Linked DNA regions of Homo sapiens: all the other regions are linked to region 1. The links are chromatin contacts, found by Hi-C in ENCODE. All regions are on one chromosome and are shown on one strand. The core of a region is the stretch at or near the end of the contact, and the rest is flanking DNA. Distances in the headings are between cores, read along the strand shown.

Region 1 (3,428 bases), core at 470-2,969:
TAAAAGGCATACATGGATCTGAGAGCAGAGTGTGCCACAGACCCCGGGTCTCTTGATTTGAGGTCCCATTTGCCCACAGTTCTGACGGAAGTATATAGCTAACAATAAACTACTGTTGAGTGAGCATCAACTGTGCACCAGACCACGTACCATGCCAGATATGTTACATAAGTCATCTTTGCAGCAACGCTAAAGAGCATCATTAACCCCAATAAAATTTTAAAAATAAAATCATAAAAGGAACACATGCGTAAATCCAGATACTTCAAATAATAGAAAACAGCATAAAATGAAAGTAAAAGTCTCCTACCCTGCTCCGTCTCCTGGAATTACACTGATTTTTTCATTTTTTTTTGGTGATGTATTTGTATATATAATAGATGTTATCATTATTTTATGAGTGTGGAGTTGGGAGGCTCACCACCAAGATAACAAACCATGGCTACCTGTCTCCGGGCTCAGCACTTCCCGGTACTCTACATTAGCTAAGATGAACGTGGAAATAAAGAAGTGAGCGAGGCCACAGGTAAAAAGAAGAGTCGGGTCAGAATTGACATCACCGCTTCTTTTGCACTGTTCCTCCTGCCCCTGCCTGGCTCCTGAGACCACAGGCTCCCTCAGTGTATGTAATCTGATGATCTTCTATGGTGGCTGCATTTCTTCCAGGCCTTGGTGCAATTGGACAAGCAAGTGTTTCCATGCTCTGTCACCCGGGCCCTCAGTGCTGTTTCTACGCTGTACTAGGTCTGGTCCTGAGGCAAGCCTCTAAGCTTTAGATTTCACTGCTTATCTCTCAGCGTTGTTGAGAGGCTCCAATAACAGACAGGGAAAGGACTGTGTAAACTTGGAATCTCTCTATGTAAACATACAGCTGCTTTTCAAAGGCCTGCATAGGAAGGACCCTGTAGCCTTTCCCTCTGGAACAGAGGAGTTTCAGGAGTCTTTGTGAAAGAGTACGTTTTTGACATCTGAGGGTTTGCATTGTGTCCGTTTGTGTCTATAGGGGCAGGGTTAGGAGTATGTCTTAAAGTAGAAGAGGATGCTCATTTATTACTGAATCTTTGGAATCAGGAGACTTTGGCAAGGGTCAAGTGGATTTCTTTCTGCTGGAGGGCACACAGAGGCAAGCTGGTGGGGTTACAAGGAGGCAGTTATCCTGCTTGGGGTGCACCATGGGTTGGTGAGAATGGCAGAGGTATGGTGAAGGTGCTGCAGCCTGTCCCTTTGGGTAGGTAGCTACTACCAAAGGCTGTCCTTAGACTGTAGGGGCAGACAGAGGGTGGTGAGGGATAGGTCCAGGCCGCGTGAGCTTCCCAGACATGTTATTTAATTTGTGATTGTTTTTGTGCGTGGAAAGGGGAGGGATATTAGAGGATAGATGTGACAGTTCTTCTGGGAAGCTGGTCCTGTTCTATAGGGTTCTTCATTCAGGAAGAATAGCCAAAAACATCCTGAGTTCAGAGGCCTGCAAGTGAGAACAAATGGTGGACCACTGCTAGGGTGTCCTTGGCAGAGCGGGGGAGCTCCTGGAGAGGGGTCTCTGAACTGCTGCATCCCTGCACCCTGAGAATCTGAGCATGAGGAGGAAGCAGAAAATGGCTTTAAGGCGAATGAAGGGGGCTGGGGAGTGGGCTGGTTCCAATGAGAGAAACTGAAAGGAGGGAAGTCAGATTTTTCTTGACGGCCCAGTCTGGCTTCATTCTTCAATACCTGTCAGGACAAAGGCTGCTGCGCCCCCTGGTGTCCGACTGGCCGCCGATGCCTGCGAGCTGACGTGGAGACCCGCAGGCGGTGAGACCCGGGGACCAGCTGGAGGAGTCCACGGGTCAGATGCCTTTTCTTCCATTTGCTAAGGGAGTTGAAGTTGAAATAGCCGTTGCTTTGTCCGTTCTAGAGTCCAAATAGAGACTCTAGTGGAGAGCGAGAGGGGTTTTGTCTTTTTTTTTTTTTTTTTTTGCATGCAATTGAGGCTGACAGGACAATGCCTGTTTAGAAGTAGCCTGGTGCAGTGGAAAGTACGCTCATCTGAAAGAAAAGACCTGCATTTTAGGTGGAGAGCTGATCTGGGGCAAATCACTTAAAATGTTCCAACCTCCCCTTCCTTCTCTAAAAACCAAAGGGGTTACAGTAAGATGTCTGTAAGGTGTTGTCTGAACTCTAATGTTGATTGGGATTGATTAAATCACTAATACACCGCACCCTATTTTCTCAGAGCCTTGCAAATTTGACATTATTTTTTCAATCTACAGGCAGGTGCAAATGTTATGTTTCAGCATCATGAGTTCCCTAATTGTGAGCAAAGATTTTAGTGTCTCCTTTCCTTTTAAAAATAAAAAAATAGCTCTTTTGAGCACAGAACCTCCCTCACCACCACCTTTTGTGGAGCCTCCTGCAAGAAAGCTGCAGAGTGAACAGGGCTTCAGTCTCTGCTCTGTTTCTTTTAAAAATAAAGTACTAAAGTATTGTGCTGGAAATTCTGCTACTAAGTGTTACATGTGGTAGGTGTGAATATATGCTTCAATAGTTCCAGGCACAAGACCAAAATCTTCCCCAGAATTAGCAGAGTTTTCAGCTATAATCTGGCTAACATTTTTCTACAAATAGGTACAAAGACCAATTTGAGAGTACGGTCTCTCTAAGGGGCTACATGGTTGGGTTTCCATTGAAATTTAGGGCCATCCCTTGTACAGTCAGGTGAATTTTTAAGTGGGATCAGCCCTGGGGAATAATTATGTAGTCGCTGAGGGTTTTTCTCTCCTAAAATCTCCAAATCTAGTTTCTGAGGTGAGCAGTCAGTTATACCTCATGGCAATTTTTTCCTTCAGCATTGCATTTAAATGGTTATCTCTATGTAATGGGTACTCTGTGTGTGTGTGTGTGTGTGTGTGTGTGTGTGTGTGTAGAAATGGATTGTCCCGTGAAGGATCACTTGAACAGCAACCTTAGCTTTACAGATGTGAAGGGAGTGTGTAGCCCTTGTCCTGTTGTGAACACTGTCACTATTCCTTGTGCGGCAGGGGAGGAGCAGGTCTCTCTAAATGAGAGAAGCGAACCAGAGGAAGAACAGCAGCACAAATGAGATGACCTATAGCAACCGACCCCTGCTTCAGGGATGGGGAGATGCTGTGTGTGTGTGAGCATGTTTGGGTTGGAGTAAGCACAGTGACTTGGAACACTGCACCCCTCCCCAAAGGGAAAAGCTGTGTTACAGGCTGAACTGTGCCACTCCAAAATCACCCTTGATACCTCAGAATGTGACTGTATTTGGAGATAGGGCCTTTAAGGGGGTACTTAAGTTATTATGAAGTGGGCCCTAATCCAGTATGACTGGTGGAGTCCCTGTAAGAAGTGATTAGGACACAGACATGTATAGAGGGAAGACCATATGAAGACGGAGTAGGTAGCCATCTACAAAGAAAGAGGCCTCG
Region 2 (3,428 bases), core at 579-3,078, 750 kb before region 1:
ATGTCAGGTAAGTCTGTTTTCTCTTGGCATTTCAAAGGGCAACAGTCAATTTTCTTTCAGGTGGGACTTTTTTCTTTTTTTCTACTTGGTTTTGTGTTGTATTAACTGTATTTTGCTGGAAGTGTTTTCATGCTGGTGCAAATCTAGACAAAGAAAACTTTTATGCAAAATAAACAAAATAGAATGTACTGAGCCAGGATTTCTTTGCAGGACACGTTCCTTAGGCTACTTCTGAGAGGTTATTTATGGATGGCTGTTTATCCCCTGGAGCCTGACTTCATTTCTTGGTGAAGTGAAACGTCTCTGTGTTTAGTACATTGCTCTGCCACCCCTGGGAATGGCTGGATGTCAAATATTTACTCCTGTGGGATCGAACAGAAATCAGAGATGCACAGAGAAAATAGAAGTCAAATGCGGCGTCCTTGAGAATTGGCAAAAATTCAAAGGAAATGGATTTTAAAAGAAAATATTTAAAAATAAAGTGATAGCATAGTGTAACTTTCTTTATTGGAATGAGGGAAAACCCACTAAAATATAAAGCTACTTCAAGCAGAAGAGTATTTTCATCTTATTGCTTTCTTAGTGACCACACCCATCTCATTTTCTTACCTGGCTCAGTACCAGGCCCAGAGGGAGAGGTTTTAAATTTTTATTTTTTTTAATTGAAAACGGATGCTGCACCTTGTTTTTCAAGCCTGCATTTTTCATCAGAAAGAAAAAAAAAAGAACACCTCGCCAAGTATTAGTTTGTTACCTATGCAACCACATAAAACCTAGGAATCAAAACTTGGCATTCAGCTTTATAGACAGTCACACTGGAAAAATCAAGAAAGTCCCAAATAAGTTTGTTGTCTTCCCAGGACATCTCATTTCAAATTGTGTGTCTGATTCTCTCATCCATCTTCTCTACAGAGTTTCTTTTGGCGTTATATTTCCTGTATTGTCAGAAACGAAGCTACATTTAAAAGGTTAAATCAAATAAACCCAGCTACAAAAGGGTTTATAAAATAATCATAGTTGTGAACAGCAAGGAAAGAGGACAACCACTAAAACCATAAAGGGAATCCTTCATGGATGGCCGTGCTTTAAAGTTCACATGAGCTATGTAACATTAGATGCTTTTAAAATTCAGAGGACAAAGTACAGGCATGTTTGTGCATTTCTCTTTCATTTGACAAGTTTTTTTTAGTTAGGTCTGGACCAGATACTCTCTGCTGCTTGCACATGTGTAATTGAGGAGTTTGCTTTGGTAATGTTTTCCACTTTCAAACTTGTGTACTATCAAGAGGTAAGAACAATCCCACCTCCTTCTAAACCCCAAAGTGACACCAAATTCCGGCTTGATCTCCTCAGTGTCAGAACCAGCATCCATTTGAAATATTGTCCAAGCAACTTACTGGTATCTTGGGAAGCTGTTAATCACAGACTGCCCTGCCTTCTGTGAAACTGACAGCATTTGGAAGGCTGCTGGGCACACTAAATTTAAAAGTAAATGTTTGGCAGCTTCAGCCGTCCTCAAGTTTGGCAAGGAGAGTATAATCAACAAAGGGGCATTACTTTTAATTGTATTTAAAAATATAAGTCCCTGCAGTATCCAGAGCTGTGTGCTCTGAGAGGCCCTTGTGCTGTTTGCCCCTTTGCACCAGGGGGGATGCAGTTTATACAAGCAGGCTTTGTTTTAATTAGTGCAGCAAGCAGCCTCCCTCCCCACCTCCTCCTTTCAATGCTTCCAGTTTACAATTGTCCATAACCCCCTCAGCTAAAAATTGTTACCAAGAAAAATTCCACAGAAACCAAAAGAAAAGGGCCAGCAGAGACTGTGCTTTTAAAGAGCTTTTCCAGACTGACTCGGCAGAGCTGTCTGCAGGGAGTGAGTCGCTGAGCTATTATTACTCCAATGGGTTTCAGCTCCGGGGATGTCCCCCAAGGTTAACAAGATAGTTCCGTTAAAAATAACATTAAATTCTTCTCCCTACCCCTTCCCCCAAAAGGGGAAAAACAACAACATGCCCACCTTTTAATAACATTAAGGATCTGGTTTAAAGTGACAAAAGCCAGAAAATTCTAATTTAAGGGGGTTAGAATTCTATCTCCAAGCCACGTCTTTGAGGACGAATAAAATCCAGACTTAATGAGGTGAGTTAAGGATAAAGTGCCAGCTTTAACCCAGCATTACAGAGCTTTTGTGCCTCCTGAGGCAGGCTCTTCTGAATGTTGAAGCAGTAGATAGCAAAAATTAGTGTTTAAAAGAGAAACAACTTAAGGTGGGATGAGAAGCACATTGTATGAAATCGTAGTCTTGGACAAACGTTGTTTTACGTTTAGCAAAGAAAAGCACTTGGTTCTTGCGCGCTGATCAAAACCTTTGTCATCTGATTAGTTGTGCGAAGGATTTTTTTGTGCTGCATCTTTTTCCTTTTGATTTTCAACATTGCACACACCCACAAATTCAAGTCTTCATTTTCATTGAAATCATGTTGAACAATCACTCCTTTTATTCTTTAATTAAAAAAAGAGATGCTCAGGAGGGAAGATTTTGTAAAGTATTTGAAATTCATGCTTTGTTGGACCACTGGATTATAAAAGCTGTGAAGGTGTCATTAGAGACTTCGCATAATCAGTGACTGGGTATAGATCAATATCACTCACTCATTTCCAGGACAGAGACTGGTTTGCGACCTGTGTTCACAGTTTCCTTCAAGGTATACAACCATGTGGAGAAAGGACTTCTCAAATTAGGATTTTAAACTGAAGTATTTTCAGGTTAAAATGTTTACAGTCTTAAACTACTTTGATTCCATTATATTTGTGCATATTTTTAAAATATAAAATTTAAGCGTTTTTGAGAAGAAATACTATGTACTCGTGTGATATCAAATAAGCCTCATTTATTCACTTGGAAAATGAATATAATTTTTAGGCAATTATCAGTGTAATTTTTTTCTCCCTATTAAAAAAGAAAATTTCTGTTTCTTGTTTGCCTCTTTCTAACTTGTTTGTTGTAAACATCTCAAACTGACCTTTTAAACTCTAATTTTATGCTGAAATGAATATTTCCATTACTCCCAACACTGATATATCCATGGAGCTAAAGGAAAAAAGCCCATTTCCTACATATTAGTTAGAGAAAATTAAAAAAAAAATCTATTTCTATCAGTGGGTGAGGGGACATCATGGTTTTTGCAACAACCATGTTTGGTAAAATATGATAACCAGAGTTCTCCAAAGCTGGATGTATATCCACAAGTAGCAAGCTGCTCCACTGTGGTCCTGTCATAAACAAAGTATTGTGCTGTGCTCTCTGGGCTCCAGTAGCGATTTGACTTAGAAATTTTGTATAACCTTGTTTTTCTCATGTGAAGATGATGGCACTAATCAAGGATAGCAGTATTTTCACTTTAGGCAGTTTTTTGGTGTGTTATTAGAAT
Region 3 (3,428 bases), core at 658-3,157, 630 kb before region 1:
GCTCTGCCCTCAAGGTAACGGCAGATGATTAAATAGTCCATTTTAGCACAATGTGGCAAATATTTCGATAGCAGTCAGAGAAAGGTGCTATGGGAACACCCAGAATACTTAACCCAGCCTTGGAAGAGAAGGAGGTTAATTCTTTCCTATTCATTCTTCAGTGATGAAAAGAAGAAGTCAGTTCTTTATTGAAGTTAACTTTTAAGCTTGTAGAATGAGTGAGAAGCAGCTTCCTAGGCCAACGGTACATTTTTTTCAGTTCTTAAAACTAGAGTAGTCCTCAAGACTAATAAGACCAGTTAATAGTGGATGAGCTTTGAGTATTTGCCATGGGCTAACTATTATATTAAGCACTGTATATGAATCATATCATGTATCTTTTCACAGCAAACCTATTAGGTAATTCCTATTGTCCCTATTTACATATGAGGAAGACACGATTTAAATTTCCTAACTTGCTCCTCCAGCATTACACAGCCTGAAACAGTGAGTTTGGGAATCAAACTTGGCCTGTGCCTTGACCTATTTAGCTGTTTCCAAATACTGCTTCCAAATATCCATTTAGTCTGAGTAGGCTTGTTTTTTGGAGAGGCCATCTGAAGCTCTTTCATACCATGCTATCTTATTACTTTTGTTGAATTTTATCTTATTCAATTCGAAATAAAACAGAGGTGTCACTAAAAAAGACAAGTTATATAGTACTTTATAATAGCTATATATATAAAATTTGACCAAAAATGAATAATTTTTCATTATTGTCAAGGACAGTGGAGAAACTGTCTTGTCATAACCCAGAGCCAGAGGTAGAAAACCAGGTTTTGTGAAGACTATGCTCAGCTGTCATTCATTTTGTCTTTCTCCCCTCCTCCCACCACCAGAAGCTAGGAAAAAGGCACAGAATGGTGTGCTGTTGTCTTAACTCACCTGCAAGAGTCTATTTCAGGGGACATGCAGGTTTTTCTGAATATGATGTCCACCAGAGATCCAGAGATGGGAGCAGACACTCAGGTCCATGGGACAAATGTAGGATAAATTGGGAGTAGTTTGATGGAATATTCTTATACCCCACACATGTGTCTACACAATCTTCTCTTTGTAGCCCTGATCATTCATTATGTGATAAGGTGCTATGTTTTCCAGCAAATTTGGTATATGCAGCCTGGTGGATAAGCATCTAGGCTTTGAATTGGGATAAACTGGGGATTGAATCTTTGTTCTTCTATTACTTACTCACTGTATGTCTGTGGAAAATTTATGAAACCTCTCTGAATTTTGTTTTTCTGCCGGTAGAGTGAAGCTAAGAAGACTTACCCATAAGGTTCTCAAGGACATTAGATGAAAGCATTTGTATAAAGTGCTGAATATGGTAGCTGGCACTTAGCAAGGACTGGGCAAATAGGAGTTATCATAATTATTAGGTTTACAATTCTAAACCTTTGGTGAAAAGTAACAATCCAAGGCATTTTTCAACAGCCAATTTTAAAAATGAATAGCTTCATGCCTTCCCTATAATATTCTTGTTCATATCGGTTATTTTCAAATGGAAATGTTTTTGAGGTCTTTTCTTAGCTTAAGTTTTTGAATTGAACCCACTTTCCTACTATAGTCACAAAGGATTCTCAATGTTCGATGCTAATATCAGAATCTAAAATCAGAGTCTTACAAAATTTAGGGCTAAATGAGCTAAGGGCACAGAAAAGCTCAAAGTGGCTTGTGTAACCAAAGAACAGCTACTCCTTCTCATTTGCCTCATTCAGGGGATGAATTGCTCCTTCTCTTCCTCTTCATCCCCCACATCCTAAACACATTTCCTGAAAGACCTTCTGGTTAAGTTCTCATCCCCTTGGCAAGGCAACTTGTCTGCTGAGCCAGTCAGCTGTCTCATTGAGATTCACTGCCAGGTGGACAGCTTTGATGGCAAGGAGGTGGCGTTCCGCCCAGTTAAGCAGCTTTCAAGCCTCAAGCCATAAAGATGAGCTCCTGGCCCTCCTTCCTCCAGGAGGATACTGCAGACATATTGCCTGCCCTTGGAAGGATGGCTTTCCTGTGGTGCAAATTATTGAGCTGTGCAGAACACCTTACTTACTGCTCTCTCCTCAGAGCACTTGAGACACAGACCTTGTCCAGTTTCTTGTGTCAGCTTTTTTTCCCGTGAAAGGTGCTGTTCAAGTAATTAGCTCGAGTTGGAAGCAAGCAGTAAGTTAGGGGCATATGTGTTTTTTTTTTTCAGCTGAGGCTGATCTTTGCATATACACCAGGGGAAAAAATCCTATGCTGTAAGATATGTACAAAATAAAAGAGCCCATGTTTCTGAATGAACATTTCTTTTTTCAATAGTCCTTGCACACCTTTTCAGCTAGATAAACCAATAGCTTTACACCTTGAGCAATGATGCTGTTTTCTAGCCCATTTTATAGACGTGAATATTAAGAACAAAAGATGGCCACAGACTTGAATATGACATTTTAAAAACGAACAGAATATTTTACATATTTTTATCAGAAAGGTATATGTGTCCATTAAAAATACAGGTGGGGGGAAACAAAAATCTCCTATTAAGACAGCAAGTAGAGAAAATTGTCATGGAGGAAACCTGTTTAGAAAACTCACCAGTAAAGAATGGGCAGTTGGAATTTTGTGAGGAGCACTTGCTGGGAGTGGGCTATGCTGTTGTTTTCACCGATTCACTGCCTCTCAGAAAGGGAGGCAGAGAGGAGCTGCCTCTCCCCTTGTGCATGTGAGAGAGGGTGTCAAGGAAACTCTGGGTCTTGCTATGCTTACGCAGGAGTTTGGTGAGCAGAATGTGCCAATGTCCAACATCCACCTGGAAAATCTAAAGGCAGAGATGAGTCATCCAGCTGGTTAGCTAGTGAAGCAAAAAAAGAACTGTTGCCACACTGGGGTGAGCTGCTTGCCTAGAGTGTGTCAAGCTGAAATGTGCGTGAATATTTACTGCAGGACATCAGGGTGGAGGTGGAGGATTAAGCCAAATGTGAAACATTTCAAATCCTGCTCAACAGGATACCCTTAAAAAGGGCTGGACAGGGGACTCAGATAGAGACACTCCACGTGGAAGACCACAGGAAAAGAAAGTGGAGTACAGCTGGAGTAAAATGAATTGTCTGCATCATGGGATGTTCCATCACATTTTGGCTTTGTAAAGAAACAAAACACACATGTACCCAACAATGAGTCAATCTGCCAAGGCCAGAAGTTGTGAAGCCATCTTTTGAAAGCACCAGTTTGCGTAAGAATGTTTCTGTCCTTCTTTGCCATCTTTCCTGTCCTCTATGCAATTTTTTCTATTCTCCTCAGGGTTAGCCAAATAGAGAAGAAAGGGTGGACGTCAACAGTGGGGAAAGAGGAAAGAAAGGCTACGTGCCACCACTCCCAATGTTGGTTGCAGGCAGTTTGATTATAGTTGCTCC

What was found. Hi-C counts contacts between places; a loop is a spot of excess contacts on that map. Pooled maps may share reads with other maps.
Region 2: a loop to region 1 is called in a map of posterior cingulate gyrus, with 6 times the contacts of the local background. The contact joins two enhancer-like sites. A Hi-C loop is called at or near these places in 3 of 168 maps with a recorded cell type or tissue (aorta, posterior cingulate gyrus and right cardiac atrium), 1 of 37 single-sample maps with no recorded cell type and 5 of 50 pooled maps.
Region 3: a map of PC-9 shows a loop between it and region 1 (2.8-fold over the local background). The contact joins two enhancer-like sites. A Hi-C loop is called at or near these places in 3 of 168 maps with a recorded cell type or tissue (PC-9, aorta and heart right ventricle), 1 of 37 single-sample maps with no recorded cell type and 6 of 50 pooled maps.

Annotation. Positions count from the first base shown.
Region 1 is chr9:14,351,917-14,355,344 of GRCh38, forward strand. All of the region lies in intron 1 of NFIB-AS1 (NFIB antisense RNA 1), which reads left to right. It also overlaps a transcript of NFIB not described here. Among named protein-coding and RNA genes, the nearest start is that of NFIB-AS1, 37 kb to the left of the region's middle. Within about 2 kb of position 1,720, at least 11 of the 41 ENCODE cell types and tissues checked have a DNase peak (open chromatin) inside an H3K27ac peak, as active enhancers do.
Region 2 is chr9:13,606,508-13,609,935 of GRCh38, forward strand. No RefSeq gene overlaps it. Among named protein-coding and RNA genes, the nearest start is that of LINC01235, 180 kb to the left of the region's middle. Within about 2 kb of position 1,829, at least 5 of the 41 ENCODE cell types and tissues checked have a DNase peak (open chromatin) inside an H3K27ac peak, as active enhancers do.
Region 3 is chr9:13,726,429-13,729,856 of GRCh38, forward strand. No RefSeq gene overlaps it. Among named protein-coding and RNA genes, the nearest start is that of LINC00583, 200 kb to the right of the region's middle. Within about 2 kb of position 1,908, at least 3 of the 41 ENCODE cell types and tissues checked have a DNase peak (open chromatin) inside an H3K27ac peak, as active enhancers do.